Regions from separate parts of the Mus musculus genome. Here regions 1 and 3 are each linked to region 2. The links are chromatin loops, found by intact Hi-C in ENCODE. Cell type or tissue: left cerebral cortex. All regions are shown on one strand. Each heading gives the region's core, and the rest is flanking DNA. Links, peaks and the distances in the headings are about the cores only.

The links. A loop is a pair of places that touch in the nucleus more often than their neighbours do. Peaks named below come from ENCODE experiments on the same cell type or tissue, not always from the same donor. Only the 100,000 strongest peaks of a DNase experiment are listed, where the experiment ranks them.
Region 1: a loop joins it to region 2, with 8 times the contacts of the local background. A loop is called at or near these places in 2 of 42 quality-filtered maps.
Region 3: a loop joins it to region 2, with 5 times the contacts of the local background. A loop is called at or near these places in 4 of 42 quality-filtered maps.

The regions. Positions count from the first base shown.
Region 1 is chr10:106,412,255-106,418,792 of GRCm38, forward strand. No RefSeq gene overlaps it. Among named protein-coding and RNA genes, the nearest start is that of Ppfia2, 55 kb to the right of the region's middle. In left cerebral cortex, for the core only: no CTCF peak of the experiment used is centred there; a DNase peak (open chromatin) is centred at 2,944.
Region 2 is chr10:106,465,176-106,471,713 of GRCm38, forward strand. Ppfia2 (protein tyrosine phosphatase, receptor type, f polypeptide (PTPRF), interacting protein (liprin), alpha 2) reads left to right here and starts at 5,135. Exons shown (of 32, transcript NM_001205341.1): 1 at 5,135-5,416. In left cerebral cortex, for the core only: no CTCF peak of the experiment used is centred there; DNase peaks (open chromatin) are centred at 3,460, 4,338, 5,069 and 5,676; H3K4me3 peaks cover 2,167 bases; H3K27ac peaks cover 2,021 bases.
Region 3 is chr10:105,864,646-105,871,183 of GRCm38, forward strand. No RefSeq gene overlaps it. Among named protein-coding and RNA genes, the nearest start is that of Ccdc59, 26 kb to the left of the region's middle. In left cerebral cortex, for the core only: a CTCF peak has its summit at 2,887 (motif pointing right); a DNase peak (open chromatin) is centred at 2,887.

The DNA of each region.
Region 1 (6,538 bases), core at 976-5,975, 53 kb before region 2:
TTCAGTTTGCAAGGTTTCATTTTTGTTTGTCTAAGGACACAGAGAACCTTTATAAACTGCCATGTGTCTTTTTTTCTGAACTTTTGTGCAACAATATTTAGCTCCCATAACCTAACTGAAAAGCCTACTACTTGTTCCATTTACTCAACCCACTTGACAAGTTGCTTGATCATAAAGACTTCTGCAACCTGCATGCTTCCCTGAGGAAACACCCCAGAAATACCATTTGTTTGCATTCTAACTCCTACACTGAGGCAAACTAGCCTTGTTTGCAATGACAGCTCTGAAGTAACACCTGACAGAGCTCAGTTTACAAGTCACTAGCTCCAGATTCAGATCAAATACAGGAAGATATAGACCATGTGAACAAATCCTCAGAACTGGATGGACAGGAAAAAATGAAAATGGGATAATGTACTATATCTTTTGTATGAGTGAGTGGACAGTGTCATGTGACTCTATTCAAACAACGTTTACTTATAATACTTCTTTTTTTTATTAGATAGTTTCTTCATTTACATTTCAAATGCTATCCCCAAAGCCCCCTATACCGTCCACCTGCCATGCTCCCCAACCCTTCCACTTCCGCTTCCTGGCCCTGGCATTCTCCTGTACTGGGGCATATGCTCTTCACAATACCAAGGGCCTCTCCTCCCATTGATGGCCGACTCGGCCATCCTCTGCTACATGTAATACTTCTTAAACTAGCATTTCTATTTCATATGTGTTTGAGAGAGCATACAAATATCATCCTTACAAAATGTCCTGAAGTGGGTTAATTAATTAAACTCTTTTTGTTCTCGAAGGAAGAAAGACTGAAAGACAAGTACAGACAGAGAATCTGGATTTGTCTATCCATAATCTTGACTCCAAGTAGCAAACGGATGTGTCAATATACATTTCATCATCTTTCTGACTTTAAACGAGTAAGTGGTTTTCAATACCTCGATATTAAAAGTAATGCCACATCATTAATCTTTGTCAGAATATTTGTTGTCCTCAATAGGATAACAGAAAAGAACACTGTAGGTCAAAGGGTATGTATTATTGCTAAAGACATTTTTTTATAAAATGGCTGAAATGAAATTGCTTCCCAGAAAGAAGGTTCTTGGCTCTGTTCCAAGCACGAGTGAGTGCCAAACCTGAGGGCTTACGCCTCACTCTCATTCTTGAATCTTTGTGTTTTCTATATTCGTTGCTCATATAATATTTATTATATCAGCTATGATTACCATTTTAAAATAAGAGAAGGTGTGATTTCAGAAATTGCTTTGTGAGAGCCTCTCAAGTATTACTGCACTCTTTTCATTCTGATGTAATATTTCCCTTGAGTAAACTTTGCCTCTCATTTTATTTATTCTGGTTTTGCATTTGTTTGAGATTTAATTCATGAATATAACGTTTTTGCTCACATTCTTCTCCATTCTCTCCCAGTCGGGTACTGTCCTTTTCTACCATTTTACCCTTTCAAATTTCTGAGTTCAAAAGCAACAACAACAACAAAAGCCTACTTAGTGTTGCCAGTATGTGCATGCTGCATGAGCATGAGACAATCTATATTAATATACAGGAATATAAGTAACCTATCAATGACTGGTTCTTTGATGAAATCCAAGTGTTCTCGCCCAAGTAGCCATAAACTGCTAATATCTTCTCAGCCAGAGGTGGGAATTTTTGAGCTCATTTTCTATTGTATAAATTGTAGAGGAATTTTAATCCTGCAAACAAGGCTGCTTTGGTAAGGAATCACATACACAGACTTATGTCTGTGTGATCTAATTGGAAGACAGAGACGCCACCTTTAATCCCTCTTGCTGGAATGCAGACATGCCCTTAGAATATACTTTTACTGCCAAACAATATAAGTCGGGATAGTTTTTAGATGAAAACAGTCCTGTTTGAAATCAATGTCTAAATGAGGGGCAAAATGACAAATCAGAAAGAGATTTGACAGAATAAGTCAGAGATTGGATATGCCTAATTTTCATGAGAACAGCACAGAGAAGCTTTCAAAAAGCAGTGCAGTCAGTTGGGAGTCAGTGCAGTGTGTGCAGTGCAGGGGAGTTGAGTTCCTTAGTGAGTTCATGCAGGTCAGGGCAGGTCAGCAGAGGCAGCTGAAGCCAGAGCATAAGAAGGAGCCAGATGATTAGAACAAGTTGCCAGAGTTAGTTTGAGGCCAAGTGGAACAATTCAATGACAAGCCCCTATTTGGGGCAGCATCAAGTGAAATACATTTTATGTTTACATGTATATGTTTTTGGAAACTTCTATACTAGCATGTTTTTATACAGGTACTTTAAAAGACTGTAGTGCTAGTTACCCACCTACCTACACACACACACACACACACACACACACATACAACTTAACTAGCATGTTTTTATACAGCTACTTTACAAGACTGTAGTGCTAGATACCCACTTACCTACACACACACACACACACACAACTTAACCTGCTCTGTTCCATTATTCCCCTTCCCATCTTCAAATCACTTATATTCTATCCCCTGCCTATGAAATTCTCCATGGCCCCTTATTAGCTTCCTGTCTTCCATGGGCACATATCAAAAGAGTGAAGCTAGCATCCACTTATCAGGGAACATGTACCACATCTGGCTTTCTGGGTCTTAGTTGACTCCCTGGGAATGATTATCACTAACTCACCCATTTATGTTTATTTTTCTTTTACAGCTGAATGAAATTCTGTATATATACCACATTTCATTTATCTGTTTATCAGTTAATGGACATCTAGGTAGTCTCAAGTTCTTGGCTATTGTGAATAGAGTAGAAATGAACATGGAGGAGCAATTATCTCTGTAGTAGGTTATAAAATCCTTTGTTTATGCTCAAAAGTGGATAGCTGGATCATATGGTAAGTCTATTTTCAGTTTTGTGAGGAACCTCCACACTGATTTACATAGTGGCTATACTAGTTTACACTCCCACCAGCAGTGACTAACTGCTCCCCCTCCACGGACAGACATCCACACCAACATCTGTGGTGCTTTGTTTCTTTGCTCTTTATCATTCTGACTGGGGGAAGATAAAAATCTCAAAGTAATTTTCATTATCATTTTTCCTATGACTTATGATGTTAAGCATTTTTACAAATGTTCTCCATTAAATTTAAATTTGTCAGCCGTTTATGTTTTCTCTTTTGAGAACTCTTTTAAAATCACGGCCCAGTTTTAATTAGGTTGTTTGTTTTCTTCATGTCTAATTTTTGTTTTTTAGCTCTGTGTATATTCTAGAATCTAATCCTGTTGTTTTTAATATGAAATCACAAATGTCTGATTTATCAAATGAAGAATCAGGAGCCAGATACTGTGGTGAAAGCCTGATAGTTCAGAGAGGCAGAGAACGCACCCAGCTGACCTTCCTACTCCAGTGATACCGAGGAAGAAAAATGCCCTTTCTCCTTCTTCACACTGTCTTAAATACCCTTTCACTCAAAGACCCTTCTGTCTCTTTCCTGAGTTTTCCTGTGTTCACTCACTCTCAACTGGTTGCTTGCTTTGCCTGTCATTGACTTTATTTAGCTCTTGTTTACATAGAGCTCTTGGGCTAAAGGTGTATGCTAGAGCTGAGGGACACCACAAAGCCTTGTTTACACTAAACAGATAGCTCTTGGATTAAAGGAGTCTGTAAGTGCTGAGCTATATCACTAGAAACAGATTTTACCCTGTTCACCATCTCAGGGTTCACGAGATGGTCCAATATCCTGCAACATAACCCTCTGGCAGATGTAAAGCCATTTTCCCATTCTCTGGGCTGCCTCATCACACAAGCCATGGTACCCTTTAATGGGCATAAATGATTTTGCAGGGATAAACTCTTATGCACAGTGTGAAAGCATTCACTTGTCAATAAAAGTCTGATGATCACTGAGGGGGAGCGAGTAGGTAAGACATCATATGAAACTGGGGAGAGGTAACTAACCAGCAACACGACAGACATAAAATGGTGTAAGGGGGTTGATGTACATTAAGAGTTACTTGGGGAGCAAGTCTAAGCTAGAGCCAAAGTCATAAATACATAGATAATTCTCCATGTCCTTATCCGGGAGCTGGGACAGGCTTAGAAAAATCCCAAGTAATTATACATTTTAATTTCATAAGGCTCCATTTATTAGCTGCTGATATCGATATCTATGATGTCTAGGCTGTCTCCATTTCTTGCCTATTGTGAATAGAGCAGCGTTACTGTGGATGAGATATTTATCTCTGTAATAAGATGTAGCATTGTTTGGGTATCTGCCAAGGAACGGTAGTACCTGTTCACAAAATAACTTCTAGCTTCGGCGGGGATGGAGGGGTGGGGTGGGGGAGTGGGAGGTGGTGTTCATATCACTTTTCACAGTAGTTTCAACACACCCAACACTAAGTGGTCTCCTTTCCTCAATTCAATGTCAATATTCCTTGTCATTAAAATATATATATATATATATTTATCTTAGGCACTCTGACCAGGACACAGTGGCATTTTAAAGTAATTTTAATGTTTATCTCTCTGATGGCTAAGGATGCTTAGCCTTGATCCTTTAAAACATAGTTTTCATACTTTTGCATTTATTAAGAACTCTTTGTTTAGCTACAGATCTTACTTTTTAATTAGATTGTTTGTTTTCTTGGTGTGTACTTTTTTCCCCTTTGTATATTCTAGACTTTAATCCTATGTCAGATTTGTAGCAAGGAAATCTTTTCCCAGTTCTTCTCTCCTCGAGGGAGTTTGTTCCCAGGGAGTGGGTTTGGGGAGTTTATTTCTTCTTCTGCTTCCAGTTGGCTCTCTTTTGTGTTTGTGGCTAAAGATGTGATGCCTCAATTTACTGCTTCAGTTACCTGCTGTCATGCATGCCTCTCCCTGAAATTATGAATCTCTCCTTTGAAATCATAACCCAAAATAAAGTCTTCTGTAAAAAGAAGCCAGCTCTCTAGGCTGACTCTTCATACAAATGATGTTGTTTTCACTTGTGCCCTTCCCCCAGCCTTGAGCAGGCTAAAAGACCTTAATTATTTGCCACAGTTGGTCTTCCTTGACCTAACCCACCTAGGGTGGAGTCTTCCAAGGTAGGTGGAAGTCTTCTGCTTTGTCACACTTGCAGTTTCCTGCAGGAGCAGACTGCCTGCTGAGCTTGCTTTGCAACATTGTCCAACTGAAACAAAGCAACATAGTCCAACCCAAACAAAGGATGGGTGTGTGGGGTTTTCCCTATATAAACACAGAGCTGAAAATTAAACTTTGAGCTTTGATCAGAAAACTTTGTCTTGGCTTCATCCTTCTCTAGTTCACCCATCCTTTTTCATTTCCAGCCTCCCTTTCAGGTACCCAGTTCTCCATAGCTGCTGGACAGCTACATTACTATGCAGATTCTTTTTAATTTCACAAAGGTGCATTTGTTATTTGATTCATTTTCCCCTAGCTGGGCTGCCTTGTCTGGCCTCAGTGGGAGAGGATGCTCTTTGACCTGATGAGACCTAATATGCCAAGATAGGTTGTTAGCTGGAATCAGAAGGAGGTTCCATTTCTCTGAGGAGAATAAGGGGGAGAATACAGGGAAGGAGATTTAAGGGGTACTGGGAGGAGAGGACTGAGGGGACTGCAGTCAGGATGTAAAATTAATAAATTAATTAATGAAAAAAGGGAAGAATTAATATTGAGAAACTGGCCATTCTACCAAAAAGCTACATACACATTGAATATAATCTTCATCAAAATTTCAATGTAATTATCCTAAGAATTTGAAAAGAAATCATAAAATTCATATGGAAACACATAAGATCAAGGATAGCTAAACAGCCCAACTATCCTGAAAATGAAAATACCAGTGTTGCTATCACCATCCCTGATATCAAAGTATAGTATAGAACTATATCATCAAAAGAACATGGTACTGAAAAGCATAATGAAACATTGATCAGCAAGATAGAATCGAGGTTTTATTATCTGAAACTATAATTGTTCTCAATGATAATATTATGAGTCTATTTTTCTTATTATGGCTTCTTTGAGTTTATCTCTCTATCATGGATATTTCTAACATTTTGTTACAATCCCAGCCCCGCCCCCACCCCACATCCCTCTTCCCCTCCACATGGACACACACACACATAAGTAGCCTGATGGCTATACAAATATAAATAACTACATAAGATGAAATAGAGTTAGGAAACCTAGATGTTACTAAAGTTTCCAAGATATGTTACATGCTTGTTTGTGTTCATTTTTTTCTTCCCTTTGTCTAAGAAGGTTCATTTTTACAATATTGTTATGACTCAGTGACTGCTATTTACCAATTCCTGTCTAGATGTTCCACATTGCAAGAGCAAGTGTTCTATTGAGTTCTATTGACAATGTCCTAATTATATTTATGTTATTTCATTAATGCAAACCCATTTCTACTCTGTGATTCCACACAGTGTTTCATTTTGGTTGTTTTCTTTTGTTTTATTTATTAAAAACAGAATTCTCTCTATCCAAATATTTAACTTCTCAGGACTGATAAGATGCCCATTTTGTCCCCTCCCCCACTTGGA
Region 2 (6,538 bases), core at 893-5,892:
GCGAGTACATATCATGTGAGTTGGCTCATTTTTTAATACCACCTGCCACTACAATTAATTGCTGCTGAGAGGAATTAGTCTTCTGGGATGAGTCCCTGATAAGCTATCTGATCCTAACTCGTAGCCATATGTGGTAAGACACACACACACACACACACACATTTTGCCAAAATGCCAAGATGGTTACCTATATAGTTGAAATTAGAAGATACTGAGATATACACTTGTTCTATTCAGTTACTACTTGCCTTGTATTTGTATCGAAACCATCCTTATATGTGAAAAATTAATTTGTTATTTACTAAATCTTTGTTATTTTCATTGCTTATCCTTAATTACTTATTTTCTTTGGCGCATTATCTTATGAAACTGTATTATACATTCGAATCCATCTTGATTAGCATTAACATAAAACATTTTTCGCACACATCATGAATTGTTTTTGTATCACTAATTGGCAGTGTTCCAACTCACTATCACAACATCTCTAGTGATGTACAATGAAAGATTTTGCTTCCTGTTCCTGTGGCCTTAAGTTCTGCTGACCTAGAAGTTTTGGGTCCTGACAGGGGAGTCCTCCTGCCAGGAGACAAAGCAAACATTCCATTGAATAAAAAGTTCAATGGACTTCCTTCCCCTGGTTACTTTCCCTGGTTATGCCTCTGATGTTCTTAAGCCCAAGAGGCTAAGAAAGGAATAACAGTGTTAGGAGGATTTATTGATCCAAACTACCCAGTATTGAGATTCTACGAATGACTTGTGCAGAGGAACTGTAGTGGAATTTAAGATTTAACAGAATTAAGGGGCTCAAAGCCATGATACACCATAGTGCTTTATGGGCATTTCATGGACCTTCTGTTTCAATATCTCAAAGTTCAAAGTAGAGACAGAGAAACTATGAAAAACTTACAGAATATTTCTCATCACGATCATCAGATTTTCTCAGGAGACTGAAGGTCTCATGGTGAATGGTAACTTCAGTATAGTGTCTCTAAAAAGCTAAGCTGCATTGCTAAAGGTAGGAGAGGACACTTCTTGCCAGCATCATTGCTTTGGTAGAGACATTAATTGCAGGGGAGTCAAGGAAGTTCTATGGGGATAGGCTTTACACAGCTGGATGCCATGGGAAAGTCTATTGCACGCATGCTGCATGGGAAAATTGTGTTGCTTCCTTGCAATGGAGATAAGGAAGATTATGCAGGAGCTGCACAGAATCCTTTAGGGCATTTCTTGTTGTTATGTATTGTGTTTAAAGTCAATCGAGAACTAAAAAAATCCAATCCAGGAAGGACACAACAGATCTGAATTCTTCATGAACGAAGGTAAGAGTCACTCCTTTCAGTTCTCAAGAACTACTGAGGCGCTTTCTAAGGGTGGGAGAAAATAGAATGTGTAATAGAAGACGGTATTTATAGCCACTAGTAGAGGGTACATGACCATATGCAGAAGTGCACATTGCAATAATGTGCTTCCATCACAGTTTGAAATACTATATACATTGCATATATATATATACATACATATATATATATATATATATATATATATATATACATAAACACACACACACACATACACACACACACACACACACACACACACACACACACACACACAGCAGATATAATGTACTAAAAGGCCAATCATTCCACCGCGGACATTGCCCATTGCCACCTGTGATAAAATATATAACTCATTTGAGGTTTCTAAGTGGGACAGATGTGTCATGCTAGGTAGAATTATGCTGGCTATTTTTTTCATTTGGAAATTATGTATGACATAAAGAGGTGGAATTTTGTTTGTCAAGTTCACAAGTTGACATCTTGATATTCAACTTTACCATATTTGGAATTAACTATAACCCAAGCTGCTGAATATACCTCTGTGGGATATTCTTGATTGGGTCATTCGAGGAGACACATTAAACCAGGGTCATACCTTCTGATAGCAGCCCACATAAAAGGACCAGGAAACACAAAGCTGTTGATACTTTCCCTGCTTGCTCTCTCTTTCATGGACAGTTTCATCTATCCTGTGGTTGAGAAATTCCTTTCCTGGTACCAGAACTTATATCTTTGGCATCGCATACAGCCTGGTGCACTCAAAGAATACAGGATTCTTAGCCTTTCCATTGAGAGACAGGCATTGTAAAACCAGCCAGACCACAATCTATAATCCATTTATGTATTTTCATTATATTGGGTCTGTTCTTTAGAGATTCTGGCTAATACTATTATTTCATTTGATACTCAGGACATGTATAATTGAAAAATCACCCACTATAGTATACATAAAAGTAGTTTTGTGCTATACTCCTTTTAAACAATAAATATAGAAAGTAATATTTGTAATAAAATGTACAAAAGAAGCATTATATATCTATGACCATGATCCTATATGTATCTACGAACTAAATTCATATTTTCATCTTATGCACTAATACTACTAAATGTAGACAATTATATGGAGATAGTTTTAGTTCACCATACTGTTTAATTTACCATCTATTAAAATCAGTGGAAGCCAGTGATGGCCTTAACATTAAAACTGTTCATATATAATAAAAAGTACAAAAAGACTTTTCACTTCATGAATGGATATTTAGTAGCTCCTTTATTTTTTTACATTTCTGTGAATATTTAGGCAGTGGTTATCAATGTGGGATGCTGAGATAGCTGGACTAGTATCATTTTGGAACTTCTCAGGAATTATAAGGTTGAGACAGACAGCACCTTTGACCTGAAGGATGCATGGCTATGGGGGTTGAGACCAAGCAAGGTTCATTATAAGAAGCTGCCTTGGATATATATATATATATTGTATGCTGAATTGGATGGACAATAAGCTATAGGAACATTCACAATGGTGTTTCTTGTGTTCTTGCTAATGGGATAATCTAGTGCTTTTGCAAACTTCTTATACGAACCTTTCTCCATTTTGATAGGGAATGACTGTTCCTAGCGGCCAATGTTAGCGTGAGACAAAATAATTAGCCTCTGGACCTGGAACATTCCAATCAGTCCATTAGTCTCAACAGACACAGCTTCTTTGAGGGGGGAGATTTTGTTCACACCAATGCAGTGTATTGTATAGACATTGTTAAGAGTGTGGCCTCTCAGGATCCACCCGAGGCTTAGAGTCCCAGCATCTACAAAGAACTAGGACACTCAAGTGAGCATGTTTGAGAAATAGTACTTTATGTAGCATATAACAATAATACTATTCATCTACTAATGTTTAATATTTTTACACTCAATTCTTACATTGTGATGCGAAACTTGAATAACAGTCCAGGAGAGAAAGGGATATAAATCATATGGCTCATCTTAAACTTTACTGTAGAGTCATCAACTAGTTAAGTTCTTCCCCCAAAAGAACTTCATCTAGTGATCATACTTCAGTGAGTCAGGATGTGCACATCATTTCTCAGTGAAATCTGGATTCTGCTCTTTGGGGCTTCTAATACTGCTTACTCTGGACCCTTGCTGTAACTTCTATTCAATGTCTACTTGATGCTTAATTCTCTTTGTGTTCCTTTAGTGCATCAGTATCTTCCTCTCTCAAACATTTCCTTAATGTATTGGTTTTTATCTACTGGTGTCTCCTTATTCTTGATCTATATGAATGGACACACACACACACACACACACACACACACACACACACACGGTCGGGGAGAGGGAAAAGAGGGAGGAAAGAGACAGAGGGAGGGAGAGAGTCACAGAGAGAGACAGAGATGCTTGAGGGAGGAGGAGAAATGGGGGAGGGGAAAGTTTCTGGGGACTAGAACATGTTCTTGGGGCTGCCAGACTATTGAAAGCTGAAATTCAGTCATGCAGACAGGGAACACTTAACATGAGATCCTCAGCGCTAAGGCAATGAATGGAGGCGACCTGAAGAGGTAAGGCAAAGTGACAGACCCAGCCACACCCTAGACTGATTCAGGTTCCGGTGAGCTTGACTACCTTGCCTCTGATTCAAGAGAAGAAAGCGGCAGAGAGCCACAGCAAACACAGAAGGCCACAGAGCAGGAAGGTTCCCAGTTCTCAAAAGCACATGCCAACACAAGCTTTCCTGTAAAGATGATTGTGTGGGAAAAGCGCAGGCAGGGCAAAGAGAACCCATTTATACTTTAGATCACCCGTGGTCCTCGCCCTCATCAGGAGCATTGAGACCAGAGTGATCCTCAGCAGCCCCGGAGAAGCTTTTGGGGAGAAGAGTGGAATGTATCCACGAGCGCGTGTGCGTGAGGAGGAGAGAAAAGACGTGATGACTTCAGAATTTATTTAAGGGCCGCCGGTGGAAACCACTGCGGCAGCTTCCAGGGGAAGCCCTTGTTCCAGAGGAAGAGGAGGTGGAGATTGCCAAGGAGGAGGAGGGGAGGAGACACAGAAGGAGGAGTATCCTAGGCTTGCACTAGGCAAGTGAGAAGATGCTGTAGCATCCTCACTCAGTTCCCAGCAGGTTGGTTCTGTCGGCCAACTGATGCAAGCAGATGAATTGCAGAGGGACTGGAAGGAAAAAAAAATTGTTGCAGCGGGCGGAGGCAGCGCGCGATGATGGGGCGGGGGTGTCTTCGGAGGTGGGTGGTGTGCATGTGTGTGTGTGTGTGTGTGTGTGTGTGTGTGTGTGTGTGTGTGTGTGTTTCTGCTTACCTTCCCAGAAAAGAAGCACCTCCTTTAAGTGAAAGGATACACCCTAGAATAGAAGTAGGCTGGGCACCCAGAGAAGACCTGTCCTGCTTCTAGCATCCCCAGGGGACTCACTTCCTTTTAACCATCAAACTCCCAACATTTACCATAAACTTCACAGGGGCTCCGGGTGGGGTATTGGGTGGAGAATGTCCCTTCCATATAGGTACTTCCCACACTTCACCCCAAAGTTCCTGTTTGGAGGGACACGTCTTCACCCTCTCTGGGTGGCCCGGGATGCCAAGGGGAGAAGTTATGCTACGTTAAGTTTCTGAAAGTCAGATCCAGTCCCGGATTACCATCTCTCCGCCCCGGGGCTCCTGCTGCACGCGAAAGTGGCGGCGGCGGCGGCGGCTGCCGCTGCTTGGGCGGCAAAGGGACCGCGGCTGCTTTAAGAACCGCCTCCCCCTCTCTTCCCTTTGACAATGGTCTGAACCGAGCCCTGCTTCCCAAAGCAAAATTTGTAATATGCCATTTTTCCGATGGACCTTTCTCCTTTTGGCTGCTGACGGAGCCACGGGAAGATGCCGAACTGCTGCCACGTTAGGAAGCCAGGGCACGTTCCAAGAGAACGCTGGGGCTCGCGAGTGTCTAAGCTGTCTTTCTCCTCCCGTTGCTAAGGAAATGGTCCAGGACTGCTGGGTGTGAGCCTCACCTCTCCTCCAGCCGAGACTGCGGTTGTCATTGACAATTGAAGAAACAGGACCTGAAATAAGAGACATTAGGTACAGAAACTGTATTCGAGTTGCATGGTTTCTCTTCCGCTTCGGGTTTTTTCCCCCCTTGACCACCTCCCCAGCCCCACCCCGCCCCCAGGGAAGAGGAGAGGCAAAGTCCTCCTTGTGGGTATTAGTTACCTTTGCTTTCCACCCATCTTCTCCATCCCCGATTTTTCTAGCTCCTGCCTAGCTCGTTCTCTCCTGGGGCTGATGAACAATTTTAGTGTGGAAATTATGAAGTCAACTTCTTTCGGGGTGGTGGGGGTGTGGCTGAGCAGTAACTGTCCAGCAGTGTGGGGTACGCTTGCTGTTTGACCATCCGAGCAGGCACAGAGGTAAAGAAAGTGAAAATGCTTCCATTAGACATGGTAGGAATATTTCCCGAGGACAGGGGATTTCAAAGAGTTAAAGAGGAGGAGAAATATTCGTGTAATGTAATCAGACAATGGCTAGGCTTTCTCTTACTGAATTACTCCTTTAACGGAGACAGAGCTGGGAGGGTTCCGAAGACTAAGTAAGCCTTTGCCGAAGAAGAAACTTGTTACAGAGAACGACTGCTTCTTTGCCTGTGGTAGTGTATAATTTCTAGAAATATAATTAAATGAAGTTATCGACTTACAGAAATAAAAGTCTTTTGGAATGTTCTTGTCTGAATAGGTATAGCTCCTAAGAACACATATTACCAAGGATCACACTGGATCTCAAAATTCTTGCTGAATGACTCCACTGGGCATTCAAAACTTTTATTTTGGATTCTGAGAGGTTTAGAAGACAGTCAAGGTTATATCCTGACAGCGTGGGAGTTGGTTTTCTTGATATAAAATTATTCGTGCTAAATTTAAGCACTGAGATAATTAAACCAATCAGGGTTATTATTTTTCTCTCTCTTAAAAATGAAATTTACACTGTCTGAAACTGGGTCCTGAAACCTTCAATAGTTTACGTGTCAAGTCATCTCTATCTAGATGAGGTTAATGCAATTATATTTCACATTGACATAAAAGAGGGATAATGAAAAGGCAAATTACCTCAGCAAACTGTGAGCTCACTCGTCTCTCAGTGATGGTGTAATGTTTGCAATTTTAGTTCCAAAAATGGCTATAAAAGCAAAATGTGATATATCTGGGT
Region 3 (6,538 bases), core at 818-5,817, 600 kb before region 2:
TAGATTATAAATGGATATGGGGAGATTTGGAAAATGATGGTGAATGAATTCTTCTAGAATTTGTCAGAGTTCCTCTGTTGCTGCCTCTAGAAGGTGCTGCTGAGGTTCAGGGAGGGCAATCTGGTTTCAGATAATCTGACAAAAAAAATTCTTCAAAAAGTTCAAAAAGGGTGCATATCAAGATGTGTTTTCGTTAATACCAGATACATTCAAGTTGACAAGCAAGATTATCCATCACACTCAGTCACAGTGGTCCTTGTGCAACAACATAAATTTACTCACCAAACAAAATATTTAAATAGGAAGAACCATACACATTCCACACAATGAAGCCAATTTAAGATAGTGTGAAATGGGGGAAATACAGCAATGGCATACAGTACCATAGTGAAAAACCTACTTTCCTCTTATGTATTGTTCCAGTTGGTCTTCCTCTTCAGGATGCCAGGCTGAGGCACCAAGCAGACTCCAGGCGCTTCTGCGGCACAGGTTTAAGGCTTGCTAATAATGTTAAATCCCCGCTTTGCTGCAGAATCACCTGGAGAGCCATCTGAAAATAGTAGCTTAGTAAACCTTGTGTAGCTCCAAGATAGGGAAAGTACAGCAAAGCAGGGTGTTTTGTTTGTTCCCTAGTTGATTCTAGTGTGGAGCCAAGGATGAAGAAAAAAGAACAAAACAAAATAGTGCACTGTCTTTTTTTTTTTTCCTGGAATAATTTTGGAAGCTATTTTGGGCATCCATCGCCAGAACCTGCTATCACAGCCAACCGGAAGGAATCACATGAAATGCTACTTGGAGAGACACTTACTATGGGTAATCTGTAAGCCTACAGCTGTAGGCAGGAACTGGGTTAGAAGGCTAAATCCAAAAGCCACTAGGGAGCTTAAGGATATGCTAAGAAGAGGAATTAAGATGCCAGGGCCAGGAAGGGGGAGTGGGTGGGTTGGGGAGCAGGGCAGGGGAAGGGTATAGGGGACTTTTTCGGGATAGCATTTGAAATGTAAATGATGAAATTATCTAATGAAAAATTTGTTTAAAATTAAAAAAAAGAAACAGTTCAAGCAATTGTCCTACACATCCTTAAAGATGTGATATATGAGTACTTCCTGTTGACTGTGCAAACTAAGCGATGTCATTAACATATTAATACCGTCCTAACTGAAATAATTAAAATGTTACCAAGTACTGAAGATTTATAAAGAAATATAAAGCTGAAAATTATTTCCACCCTACCCATTCGTACCTCCTTGTTAGTTAATATAAAGGATTTAGTCATTTCCTGACATTTCTCTCTCTCTCTCTCTCTCTCTCTCTCTCTCTCTCTCTCTCTCTCTCTCTCTCGCTCTCTCGCTCTCTCTCTCTCTCAATCATATATAAATGTTATATCATCATCTATACTTTCCTTAATGACTCATTATGATCCATCTGAGTGATTCATCTTTATGATCAGTGCATACATTTCTAAAAGATTCTTCTAATAATTGTATAATAGGATGGCTATACAAAAATTTAATCTTATTTTTCTCATATTTGAGTTTTGCTGCTTTTTGCCGCACCAAATGTATCATGTACTCATATCTGAATATTCTTGGGTAGTGACCTATTGAAATTTTTGTTGGATAAATTCTAAGTAGAATTGCTTCACCAAAATTATATGTGTGAAATGTACATGCATTTATAATTTACAATTAGCGCCAAAATATATTATAACTTTTGCAGCAGATTAGATGTGATGCTATTGTTTCCAATTTTGGTCATCAATGATTTATAATCTTCATTTAAATATACATATATATTATACATTATATATGTATTATATATTCTATATGTATTTATATATACATATATATGTATGTGTGTGTATACACACACACACAAACATATATATATATCACATTTTATTTTATTTTCCTAGATTAATAATGTGGGTTCTAAAACTTTTACACACTTACTGGTGGTTTAAATTTTTCTTTCTATGTCTTCTCTCCCCTCTACCACATTTCCACTTTTTTTTTTTTTTTTTTTTTTTTTTTTGTGAGAAAAGCAGCTTTGACTAGTTCAGGCTAGCTTTGAACTCCTGATTCTCCTACCACAGTCTCCTGAGTTACAGATGAACATTGTCACGGTGAGCTTAGATTTCTTTTAGGCATTTCTTTTAAATAAATCTTTATTTTTTTCCATGGAACTATTTTTGTTTTCTCACTGCTCCATGGTCAGACTTTGCAATCAGAGAATTTGTGCAATTGTACAGTATGCCTCGTGCTGTTTTTGACACCGATCTTTGCCTCTGCCTTTACCGAGTGTTCCTCTTACAAAAATGCATTTGCAGTACACTGTGCCGGTCATTTCTTCTGTGACTTTCCCAGTTTCTTACTTCTGACAGTCCCTACTGACAAACAATTCTTCAAACTGCTAGTAGTCTTTCTATAGATTTAGAGTTTTCTATTTAACGTTTTTAGACTGCTGCCTAAAATTTAGTTTTATGTGAGGTTTGTGGATGAGGCCTCTGTTTTTTTCTATAAATAAGAACAATTATCTCATCATAAATTATTAGCACATGCTTGACTCTGTGTTCAACCCGTATTATTTGTAAATACTAAATGATTTTCTGCTTTTGGGGCTCTTTTGGTTTTTCTCTTTGTCTGCTTAAAAACTTCCAATTAACTTGATTTCATGCTGATAGCCTCACTTTCCAGATCTTCTGACTCTAAGCTGTGCTTTAGTCCTGAAAGAAGTATACGAACGGTTAATTTTTACTTAGATTTTAATTATAGCTTAAATAATTGTGTAGTGTTTAAAGCGTTTACAAGTGTTTCTCATTTTTCTGTGCTAAACTACTGTGCAAATATACTCTTTGTAAAGTTGAACTATCCTCTCAAAGCCAGCAGAGGGCAGACAAGCAACTGTTTTTTGCTAGCGAGGGATTGAAAATAATTTTTAAATGTATCATTTTACTGATTTATGGAATAAATTTAAAGAATTCAAAATATTTACTCATTTAGGTGTTTTCATTGATCACAGTTACTCCTACACAACCAAACCTTACCTAAATATTTTCATGCCTTCCATGTATTGTTGAATTTAGGGATGAACCTAGGTCTTTTTTTGAAAGGGAGAAAGAAATTTGGGGCATAAATTTGGTTTATGAATATAACAATACAAGTAACATGAAATTGATATAACATGGCATATATTTGATGTGACTCCTACTTATTATTTTTTTAAAGACCAAAGCTATGAAAAATTGCAAATGACTGTACAATAGTAAGTGCATGTTATTTTTTACCATCCATTTCTTAAGATGAACAGTGCTCTAATGTGAGACTAGACATAGAAACAGTCTTCTGTGAGCAGCCACAGTAGATATCTGTAAAGTTCCTGCTCATTTGCATACCCTGTAGGAAACCTGAACACACCCTGTACCCAACAAGCGAAGACAGGGCTAATTGAATGAATTTATAAATGGGCTGTTTTTAGATGTTTTGAAAACCTTCGTTATTCCAGTGCTGTTTTTGATTGTGGCCTGCTGCTTTTGGCTATTTATAAATATTAGAATGGTGGAGACTGGATGAAGTAGGAAACGCTCCACTGAACCTCTCAGGGACAGTAATTCAATCAGGCAAAGGTTATAAAAGCCCCGTGGGCCACTTGTCTGTTATGTGACAGCACAGTAGAGCTGGTTTTGTTGTGTCAATTTTTTTTTTAAGTCAGGAAGCCTAGTGCTAAGTTAATGCTCTATCAGACCAACTTCATTACTCTGAGTTTGCTATATCCACTTAGTTTTTGTCCCAGATAGAGTTCTGTCTGTTGTCAAGCTATAGTATTTGGTGTATAAGTATGTACTTATTTTAATATGTAGAGACATGTGTTAATATACTCTAAAAAAATAACAATATAAATAAAATTAAATAGGGACAAGAAAGTATTTACAGTGGTTTAAAATTTTACTCTGAGTCTAAAATTCCTTGAACAAATGCATTTTGTAGAAAAACTTTAAAATTTAAAATAAATATCCAGATAATATACTCTAAAAATTACCACTGTTGAGATTTCCCCTTAAAAATATTTCACATAGTACCTTGCTAATGGAAACAAATTTAACTTCAGTACTTTCCAATTTGTATTTACGGTTGAGAATACAGCTCATTCGACCATCATTTGCTAACTCCAGATGCAATTCTCAGCACACACACACACACACACACACACACTCACACACACACACACTCACACACACACTCACACACACACTCACACACACTCACACACACACATTCACACACACACACACACTCACACACACAATCACACACACACATTCACACACACACATACACACTCACACACACACACACACACACTCACACACACACACACACACAGAGGCACGTGTGTGCAAGACACAAATGGAGTTATGAATCATGGAAACCTAAGTCTTATGAAGTATGCTCATTTGAAAATGGGCTTATGAAGTATAAAGGAAAATATAGATCTGTGGACACAGAGCCCGCTATCTTACAAGCGTGATCTCTTACGGTCTCTATTGCTGTGAAGAGACATCCAAACCACAGCAACTCTTACAAAGGAAAACATTTCATTGAAGTTGGCTTACAGTTTCAGAGGTTTAGTTCATTATTACCAAGGCAAGAAGTATGGCAGTATACAGGCAGACATAGGGCTGGAGAATGAGCTGAGAGTTCTACATCTTGATCTGCAGGTAGCAGAAGGGGGACTGTGTGCCACACTGAGCATAGCTTGAGTATATAAGACTTCAAAGCCCACACCAACAGTGACACACTTCCACCAACAATAACACACTCTCTCCAACAAGGCCACACCTTCTAAAAGTGCCATGCCTTATGGGCCAATCATTGAGACACATGAGTCTGTGTGGGCCAATCTTATTCAAACCATCACACATGGGGACCAGAACTCAATCAGGTAAATGCAAGTTGAGCATATAGCAGCCTGCTTGTAATCCCAGAGCCCTGGAGGCAGAGGTGGGGTTCCTGCAGCAATCTGGTTGGCTAGATTGGCTGATGTGGCGAGCTCTGGACTGAGCTGAGAGACCATGCTTTAACATATAATGTAGAGAGTAATAGAAAAGACATCTGACATCAGTATCTGGCTTCCACACACCAGTGCACACACATGCACATAAATCCTCACACCTGTAACAGACATATGAATAAATACATTTGTAACATTTGCATATGTACTTGATGATCCAAGCTTTTCTAGCACTGAGGAAAAATCAAGTAGTACCTTGAAGAAAAAAGGGTTTATTTCACTACAAGAACTTACAAATATATCTGCACATCAAATAAACCTTGTCAGACATAACAGGATCAAAACTGGTAAGATATTTTTATAATGTATTATAAATCATAAGTCTCAGAGTAAAATTTTCTCATTCATGGGATAAACTCTCCCAATTCAGAATTTAAAAATAAAACATATGTTTCACAATACAGGTGCCAATCCAAAGTATTATGAGACAAAACATCTCCACAAGGATCATTGGCTTCCCTTTGTGATGCCCATCTGCTGCTGGGCATGGGAGGTACCTTTAACTGTGGTTTATAGACCCAATCATGTGATGGTTGTCTGCTGCTGGGCATGGGAGCTGCCCTTACCTATGGTTTATGTACCCAATCACATCCTACTGGAGAAGACTGAGTTTTTCTTTGTGAGCAGTTGTCACTTGGAGATAGCTTGTTCCTCTCTCAGCACTAGGACCCCATCTGGCTTGAACCTGTGTAGACCCAGTGCCCATTACCACAGTAAGTTCTCTGTGAGTTCATATGCATTTCAGTTATTTTGTTTCTGGAAGGCCTTGTTTCCTTGGTGCCTTCCATTCCCAGTGACTATTACAAACTTTCCACCTCTTCTTTCAGCAAAAATTCCCTGAACTTTAAAGTGAGGGGTTTGATGAAGACATCCCATGTAGGATGGAGTGTTCCAAGGTCTCTCATGTTTTGCACTTTGTCTAGTTGTGGGTCTCTGTATTAATTGCCATCTCCTTCAAGATGAAGCTTCTTGGATGCTGGCTCAGTGAGATACTGATCTATCTACGGACACTTGCAGAATGTCATAAGAAGTCATTTTATTCCTGTTTCTTTAGCAGAACAGTAATATTTGTTCTTTTCTAGTTCCATAACCTATCTAGTTTCAGGTTCTTGGACACCTGAACAGTGTTGGGGATGGGTTCCAAATCACAGAGTGAGCCTTAAATCCAACCAGACAGTTATTGGTTATTTCCACAGCTTTTGTGCCACTCTTCCATCAACCTATCATGAAGACAAGTCAACATTGTAGACTGAAGAGCATATAGCTGGCTGCAGTTTCTGTTTTTTGTTAGTGTTGGTGGGGTTTTTGGTTTGTTTGTTTCGTTTTGTTTGTTTTGTTGTTTATTTTTTTATTTTCCAGTAGTGTTGCCAAGTACTTTCCAGTAGCATGGACACTAGTCCAAAGGAATGAAGACTTTCCTTAGGCACCAACTCAACTTCTCTGTGTTCAAGGCGATATATAAGTGTTG